2 separate regions of the Homo sapiens genome follow, and region 2 is linked to region 1. A link is a contact called in ENCODE Hi-C or POLR2A ChIA-PET data. All regions are on one chromosome and are shown on one strand. The core of a region is the stretch at or near the end of the contact, and the rest is flanking DNA. Distances in the headings are between cores, read along the strand shown. Region 1 holds the start of LINC02651 (long intergenic non-protein coding RNA 2651). Region 2 has its middle 33 kb from the start of COL13A1.

Region 1 (4,274 bases), core at 1,300-3,799:
CTGACTGTCCAGGGCCTGAGTGTTACCGGAGGGTACAACATGTGGGAGCCTCCCTGCTCCCCCCAGGGCTTCTCCCATCCCAGCTGTCCCTTTCTTTGCTTTCATCACACCCCTCTTAGCTGCAGGAGGAATTCTGGGTACAAGGAGAGAAGTAGAGAGGCCCAGAAGGCTGTCTGTTCCCACTGAAGTCTTGAGGTCCTGTTGCCAAGGTCAGACACTCAGGAGCTTCTCCAGAGGCTGCAGCTGGGCTGCAGGGGCCAACAGGTCTCTCCTGTGCTCAAGCCATGTGTTCCCCTCCATGCCCCCTCACCCAACTGCCCAAGAAATCCATCCCCCTCCAGCTAACATTTGATGAGTATTCCACACCGGCTCAGCCCCAACAGCAGCGTGGCAGCCCCTCCCTGCCACTGCTGGGAAACCAGGAAAGGGTTTTAATCTCAGAAACAGTCAAGGTGGGGAAGGGGAGTGGGGGGCAGCCGGGAGGGCCATATGGAACCTGTTTGAGGAGCTGGGTCAGAGCCCAGCTACACCTCCACGCACCAGGGCACCAGGCCAGCTGTTGGCTTTGCCTGCTCAGCTCTGGCCAGAAAGGGAAAGGAGCGTGGGAGAACAGACAGGCAGGCCGTGTGGGGACAAGCGTGTGCTACGTGTGTGCACAGAGCTGCTGTCCTTTAGGCCAAAACATGCTGGCTGGCTGCCCAGTGGCTGGACAGGGGGTAGGCGTCAGAAGGCTGGCAGCTCAGCAATGTGCTGGGGTTGTAGGGGTCAACAGAGTAGCATTTCAGGTCTCCTCAAGGAAGTGGCAGGGACATGTCTGGGAGCACCACGCACTACTCTTGGTCAGCCTCACAATTTCCCCAGCTGGGCTCCTGCTGGAGGTGGTTCTGGAAACCCCCAGAAACTACCATTCAGTCTCCACTTTGGCTCCCAGGCCTGCGCACACTGCCAATCCTCTGCCTGTCTGTCTGCCCATCACATACCCAGTCCCACACCCGATGGCCTACCCAACCCCAAATGGTCGGGGTGACGTCATGATGAATCTGGCTAAATATTTGACTACACCGCTCGGACTTCACCTTGCCGCACTAAACTTGGGACTGATCCAGAGTTTAGATTGACCTTGCTGGATTTTGGACCGACCTCACCAAATTTCCGACCAACCACCCCAGTACATGCGAAGCCTGAACTTCTGTCTAGACTCCCAGGACTTTGAGATGAACTGACGGAGTTTCTGATTGATTTTGCAGAAGTTTTCACAGAACTTAACTGAAAATAATGTGGCCTGGCTTTCCTGAATTTTCATCTCACCTGACAGGTTTGACTGAAAAGTTGTAACCTATTTTACTGATTGTTATTTTAAAAACTAAGCTTCTTGGCCAGACGCAGTGACTCATGCCCGTCATCCCACCACTTTGTGAGGCCGAGACAGGAAAATTGTGTGAGCACAGGAGTTTGAGACCAGCCTGAGCAACATAGTGAGACCCTGTCTCTACAAAAAAAAAAAAATTAGCTTGTGTGGTGGTGCACGCCTGTGGTCCCAGCTACTCAGGAAGCTAAGGTGGGAGGATCATTTGGGCTCAGGAGTTTGAGGCCACAATGAGCAGTGATGGTGATTGTGCCACTGCACTCCAGCCTGGGTGACACAGCAAGACCCTTTCTCAAAACCAAACAAAACAAAACAAAAAACTAAATTTCTTGAGTGTTTGAGCTTTCCAAATTCTTTTACCCTGAATTGGCCAGATGAGGAGGTGCCCTCAGACCCAGACTAAATCAGGAAATCGTCAAGGAGGCTGAAGGGCTGTCCCTAGGCACAGGGCTGAACGGTCAGCACTGAGCCCCTGTCTGACATAAAGTCTCACACAGAGCCAGCACTTCTCACCTGGAGAGGGGATGGGGCGAGACAGAGGTGCGATTGGTTCCTTATCCCTCTTATGACACCTTCCAATATTCTTGCATCTATTTATTCCTTGCTGCCTCCACAAGCATTCTCTGCCTTCCTTCTCCTTGTTTCCAGCATTCCCCCAGCTCTTGGACTCAGGAGTTCCAGGAAACAATGCTCTTGAGTCAGTCCGCCCTGAGTAGCTTCCTGCTAAGGAGTCATATAAAACAGCTTCAAAGCGAGGGCTCTGGGCTCAGCCTGCCTGGACTTGGAGCTCAGCCCTGCCTGTTCCCCTGTTCCAGCTGTATGATCCTGGACATGTTAATGAATTTTTCTGAACTTTGGTCTCTTCACCCCCAACACGGGCAGAATTCCACTGCTTAGCTCTGGGGTTAGTTTTCATGTTTTCAGCAAGAATACTAACGACACTTAAAGCTTGTTGAGCACTCACTCTGAGCCAGGCACTGTCCTGGGCTGTACACAGCCTGAGACCCTCACTGAATCCCCGTCACAGCTCACAGGCTAGGAAGGGGCAGGCCCAGGCTATTCCAACAGGGCAGAGGCCTTGCCCTCAGCCACTCTGCACTCCTGCCTCCTGGGCTTACCCCTGATAGAGGCCGGGGCGGGGAGGGGAGTGGTTGGCTAGCATTCCCTTCCTCGTCATCATAATTATAATACTGTCATGACTGGCCTGTTTCTTGTTGGAAGAACTGGGCTGATCTCTGGGTTGTGTTTTGATGAGGCATTTGTTATTTGATAGTGTGACTTTATCTTCTTTTAGGAACACTGGAAAGCAAGGGCTATCCCCCGGAGCCCTGGATATTTTCTTTTCTTTTTTTTTTTTTTCGCTCTGTCGCCCGGGCTGGAGTACAGTGGTGCAATCTCAGCTCACTGCAAGCTCCGCCTCCCAGGTTCAAGAGATTCTCCAGCCTCAGCCTCCCGAGTAGCTGGGATTACAGGCACCCGCCACTGCAACTGGCTAATTTGTATATGTTTAGGAGAGACGGGGTTTCACCATCTTGGCCAGACTGGTCTCAAACTCCTGACTTCGTTATCCACCTGCCTCAGCCTCCCAAAGTGCTGGGATTACAGGTGTGAGCCACTGCACCTGGCCATCGCTGGATATTTTCAAACCCACGAGGGGTATCAGAGCCATGGGGCTAGTTCAGTTCTTTGGGACTTTTGTCAATCTGCTCACATCTAGTCTGACTTTGCCACATGAACCTCTTGGGTTTTTTTACTGGCAACTTAATGGGAACCAGATTTGCAAAGCATTCATCAGTCCATGGCACTGGTATTTGCCAGGCTGTAGGCTGTAAGCTAAGGACAATGACAGCAGAGAAACCAGGTCCTATTCCTGGTTTCTTTGAGCAACTCCTTTGAGCAACCTTGAGCAACTCCTGTGGCAGCACTGGTCTTGCTTGTCTTCCCCAGGGAGGGAGAAAAGGCAGGCATTTGGGAGGATGTTTGAGGTAAGAGCAATAGCTGTTTATTCCTCTCTGTAAGGTAAGGTCTTTCATGGGAGAGTTGGTAAGCGGTGCTGTGGGCTGCCATTTTCAGCAGCATCTGACTTATGTCCCTGCATTGTTCTATTTGTGTCCTGCCTCGGCAAATGCCTCCACTCCCCTTCATCTTCCCTCTTCCTTGCCTTTGCTCACTCCACTCTCTGCCCAGCATGTCTTCCTTTTCTCTTTCATACTTATTCAGCATTTATTGAAAGTCTTCTATATGTTAGACATGATTCAGAAGCTAGGGGCACAAACACTCAGTCTCTGCCCTCAGTGGCTCACAGTGGCAGAGACATGCAAAGTGTCAAGGAATCAGAAGCCCTGGACACCTAGGCCAGGTGGGTGGGGAAGGGGAAAGGATCAGGAAAGACTTCCTGTTGGAGGCAACATCTAACTAGATTTCTGTCTAGCCCACCTGGAGGACTCTTACTCACCCTTCAACACCCAGTTCTATCAGCACCTCTTTCTTGAAGCACTCCCAGATTCTCATAAGCAGATTAAATGTCTCTCTCTCAAACCCCCTGGGCTTTGCACATAGAAGAGATAGCACCAACACCTCATTGTTTGAGTCAGTTTCCCCCACCTCACCCCAAACTGCAAACTCCCTGAGGACAGAACTGGACTCATTTTTGTAGTGTCAGGGCCCTATAGGAGTATAATAAATGTTTATTCAAAGTCTGTATAGTTACACGTACTGTATCAACAAATACATGCATGTGTGTTTATGAGCTTATGTCTATGAGCCAAGGGCGTGGTAGTCTTGGTGGGGGAAGTTCTTACATCCCCTTCCTTAATATATTTGCCTTGTTATAGTCTCTTAGCTCCTCCCCCGTGACTCTCTCCTGTCTCCATGTGGACAGGAGTGACAGTGGCTCCCTGGTGTTTGA
Region 2 (4,274 bases), core at 624-3,123, 85 kb before region 1:
CAGGATGATATGCTGATAGCCTGGCTGGGAACCTAAGACTGACCCTGGGCAGTCTGGTTCCTCACCCAGCTTTGGACCTGGGGGGCCCACTACAGTGCCTGACATGCAGTAGGTGCCCAGTGAGTGCTTGTTGATTGCACTTTGGTGAGATGGAATAAGCAGCTATGGGCTACGGCTGGCAAAGGTGCAGCATTGCTCTCTCTAGGCTGGAAACCTTTGCTTTGCCCCTCTGAGCTGCCATAGCTCAGGAAACAGGGAGGCACCAACACCCTGAAGAGGAAGTGCCTCTGGGCATCCAACTCACTGAAGTTGAGCCACAAGTGCGAGAGGAGATCTTCTCACCAGCACCCCTTTCCTGGAAAACCCTCTACTTTCTCCCTTGAGGTCAACAGGCTGTTTGCACCCATGATCCCTTAATGAGCTGGCCATGAAGTCTGAAGGTCTGGGTGAACAACGCTAAAATGCTGCTTGGAAAGGGGAGGCACGCCGTGGAGAAACGGGTGGATGTCCAAGCCCTTCTTCCTGAATCAGGCTTGACTGTCCTTTAGGGTCAAGAAAACCCCTTTGATTTCATAGTCCAGGCATGGTGGGGACAGGGTCACAGAGACCAACCACTGTTTGGTATGATTGGCTAGAGATGGGGACACAGCACCAACCTCACCACCACTAATGAGCTGCATGACCTTTCCTGCCCATCAGGAACAGGAAGTCAAGGCCCTACGTCGCTCTGGAGGCTGTGAACTCAAATGTGACAAAATAGGAGAATTGCTAGGAGAAGAAGCCAAGTGCTGTATAGAGGCTGGGCAGGACTGGGACAGCTGGTTCTGAGGAGGCTTGCCCTGAGAATCCCAAACATATGCCCTCGGGTCAGACATGGAACCTCCCTGAGCCTCTGTTCCCATTTCTTCATTTGTTGGTTCATTCATTCATTCAATAGCAAGTCACTAGTGACTCAGACAAGGGCATGCTTGCTATACCAATCTGGGCAGCAGTGAGGCTGTGGGGTGCCCATGTGGTATTTTGCTGTGTGATCTTGGTCAGGTCATTTCCCATCTCTAAGCCTTACAACCTCCAGCCTTGCAGGGTCATAAGACCCTGGAATCAGCCCACCTGTGCTGCAAACAACCTGGTTCCAGAGGCTGCGTAGTGTGGTGGGAAAGCAAGCTCTCCAGAAGCGGCAGGTGCGGATCCCTCTCCCAGCGCTGCCTCTTGCTCCAACCGGTTCTGAGTGTCCATTCTCTCTCTGGGGGTTGTGAGAATTCCTTTACTGCAGGAACAGCACTTGGGAGGTACCTGGTACCTAGTCAGTGCTTGATAAGACTTAGCTCTGTCTTTCACAGAATTCGCTCTTCATGAGAAAATAAACTTGCTGAGCTCTGGTTTATGTTGGTCTTGCAAAGCCTTGGTTTCATTCAGGGCGGTGTTGGCCCACCCTGAGTCTGAGGATGCCGTGTCCAGCTCCTCCTCTGCCTTTTCTGGATCTTCCCCCTCATGCAACCCCCAACCTCCACGAAAGGTCCATGCCTTCCTTGGGGTCCCTTGCTCTGTGAAATGCAGCGTCCTCATGCTCTGTTTCTTCTTCTCATTCAAACCTGCCATTGGAAAAGGGCTGGATGACTCATTTATATCAAAGAGTAAATGATTGATATGGCTGGGGCTTTTTCCTTGCAGGGGGCTACGTTTTGGAAGAAAACAAAGCCATAAATGGGCTGAGTGATTATGACAGTCCTTTGGGCATCGATGTGCAAAGGAGAGCTCTTTGTGGGTTGGAGGAACCTATCTGGAGGGGGCCCAAGAGTCCTGGGACACCAAGGCTGTTGCTGCAAATCGGCACAGCAGGGCGTCCTGGCAGTGACTCACCCTGGCAGGAATGCAGTGAGCTCCAGGCAGCCTCAGCCCTCCCCTCTGGCCTCTCTTGGACCTTCCTTCTGGTAGTACATCTGGACCCCAAAAGGCAGCTGTTTTGGGGGCTCCGCGGAACCCACAGACCTTCCCTGACTCAGCCCAGTTCCCACCCCCACTGGCCTTGCAGCTCCGTTTGTCCCTTTGCTCAGATCCCAGCTTCTAGGAGTTTCCTGGGATTTGGGAACAAGATGGCCTGATTTGTTCTAAGAGCGTTTTTGTTTATATTCCCTGGTTCTTTCTACTCTTGGGGGAAAGGAAGAAAATAAAAGAAAAAAAAGGGAGGGAGGGAGGAAGGGAAGAAAGGGAGGAGAGAAACTTGTGCTTTGACCAAAGAATTGAAATGGGATTTTCCCCTTTTTCCTTCTTCTTCATTTTTCTCCCCAGCAGCAAACTACCAGACTCAGAAATGGAAGAGTGGGGATGCCTTTGGCTTCCGGACGAGCCAAGGATGGCAGCTCTGCCTGGTAGGAGCGAGGGCCACCAGACCTCAGGGGCAAGACCTGGGCTTCCTGTCCTTCATCCCAGGGGAGTGTCTTGGGGGACAAGCTGACAAGGCCAGGAAGCGTCAGCATGTGGGTCTTCCCGGACCCCTCACCCACCACGCCGAAGTGTTTCATCACCCCCTTGCTCTCATACCTCACTTTTCATTCCATGCTGCACTCCCAAAATCAGAGAAGAGGAGGAAGAAGAAAAGGACAGGATGCCCACCACAGCCCCCATTCCATTTTCTTCTCACCCTGCATTATTCTCTGACATCGTGTTGTTGGTTTATTTGTGTATTCCTGTCTCCCCTCACCAGAACGTGACCCCAAGAGGGAGAGATGGGGTCTTTCTCATGCATTGGGTCGCCACGGCACCCATGGCCCAACTCTGGGACTCAGTGGATGCCAGGAGAGCAAGAGGAGGTGAGCTTACTCATCACCCTCAGCCTGCTGCAGCCACCAGCAGCCCTGGAAGCTCCAGTCTCCAGATTCCCTGCCCACACATGCACCATATGCACTCATGTGCATACATCCACATCCTTGTGTGCACATTCACACACACACATGCGCATTCACACACATGCATGTGTGCCCTCACACATACATTCACATGCACACACATACACACATGTCCACGTGTACACTCCATGCACACGCTCACAGGACCATGTTGAGAGGGGCTCTATGTCTCAGAGCCTCTGAGATGAGCGAGGGAACCCGAGGCCAGAGCCCTCAGCCCCCAGCCTTTGCCTGAAGAAGAGGAGAGTGACTCAGTTCTGCCTTCGTTGGGGTCCCTTAGCTCAAGGACAGAAGGTGCAGAGCCACCTGAGCTGCCAGGCCCCTCCCGAGAGTCTGACCAGCTGGAGGCTGAGGACGTGAGAGGCGGTGGTGGTGTAACTCTGTTTCTGCCTTACAGACCTTTGGCAGCCAGACCAGACTGGGGGATGTACCCCAACATGGAGGGCTGGGCTGGGCAGGGCAGGGGAGCCAGGAAGCCTCCCTGGTGCTGTCAGCTTCCTGGCCCACCTCTTGCTGCCCTTGGCTGGGAGAACAACATTGTTTGGAGGAGAAAGTGGGGCCTCTGCCAGAGCTTGTCTGGCTGAGCTGGGCTCGGCCTGGGTCCTCAGGAGCCCCTGGCCAAGAGGAGTCTGAGCAGTGGCCAGCTCCCTCAACAAGGGTGTGAGAGAGACTGAAAGAGCCCTGATACCTGCTACCTGCTCCTTCCCAGCCATCCTCTGCATAGCTCACGTTTCCTTTCCAGACTGAGCTGACCACACCCGCTTCAATGTCCTTGCTTCAATGGCTCCATTGTAGCTCCCAACTCGCTGAGTGTCCAACGCTTCCCATGAGTTATTGCAAATCCTTGCAAGGGGTTGTTTTACAGGTAGGGAAACTGAGGCTTAGAGATGTTATGTCATGTGTCCAGAGTTGCACAGCTAGTGAATGGTGGATCTGGGATTCAAAATGGAGTTGGTGATGCCCCTGGGTTTATTCTCCCTGCTTTGTATCAATGCCTCCTCCCCTGGGAAACTTTGTGCCTGGCACTAACTGGAGACTTTGCCACCTTGCCCTGTGCTACCCCCTCTCCCAGCACAAGCTGAGAAGAGAGTGTGGGAGAAGCACCCACTTCATGCCCCATCACAGCCACACTGGGCCCAGAAGGCAGGCGTGCTCCTGGGGTCCCAGAAAGCATCCCTATATTGTCTCTTATCCAACTGGACAGCAAGTCCTGAAAGATCATCTTTTCAGATTTCTCTTAGGTTTCCTGGGCCTAGGAAACACTGCTACTTAAGTAAACACAGCCCACCATTGCCAAAGGGCCTCCTGCCTGGACGCCACTAATCCCCTCCTCGTATTATAAAAATTAGTGGACATAGTCCATGGCAA

What was found. Hi-C counts contacts between places; a loop is a spot of excess contacts on that map. ChIA-PET counts read pairs that join two places held with the same protein, here RNA polymerase II (POLR2A). Pooled maps may share reads with other maps.
Region 2: a loop to region 1 is called in a map of endothelial cell of hepatic sinusoid, with 2.7 times the contacts of the local background. The contact joins the enhancer-like site here to the promoter of LINC02651 in region 1. A Hi-C loop is called at or near these places in 2 of 168 maps with a recorded cell type or tissue (endothelial cell of hepatic sinusoid and posterior vena cava) and 1 of 50 pooled maps. POLR2A ChIA-PET finds 5 or more read pairs at or near these places in 1 of 52 experiments (OCI-LY7).

The regions. Positions count from the first base shown.
Region 1 is chr10:69,682,724-69,686,997 of GRCh38, reverse strand. It overlaps LINC02651 (long intergenic non-protein coding RNA 2651), which reads right to left and starts at 2,549. Exons shown (of 3, transcript XR_946038.3): 1 at 1,880-2,549. RefSeq lists an enhancer at 642-1,142.
Region 2 is chr10:69,767,135-69,771,408 of GRCh38, reverse strand. No RefSeq gene overlaps it. Among named protein-coding and RNA genes, the nearest start is that of COL13A1, 33 kb to the left of the region's middle. RefSeq lists enhancers at 1,611-2,374, 2,375-3,138, 3,139-3,903. Within about 2 kb of position 1,873, at least 2 of the 41 ENCODE cell types and tissues checked have a DNase peak (open chromatin) inside an H3K27ac peak, as active enhancers do.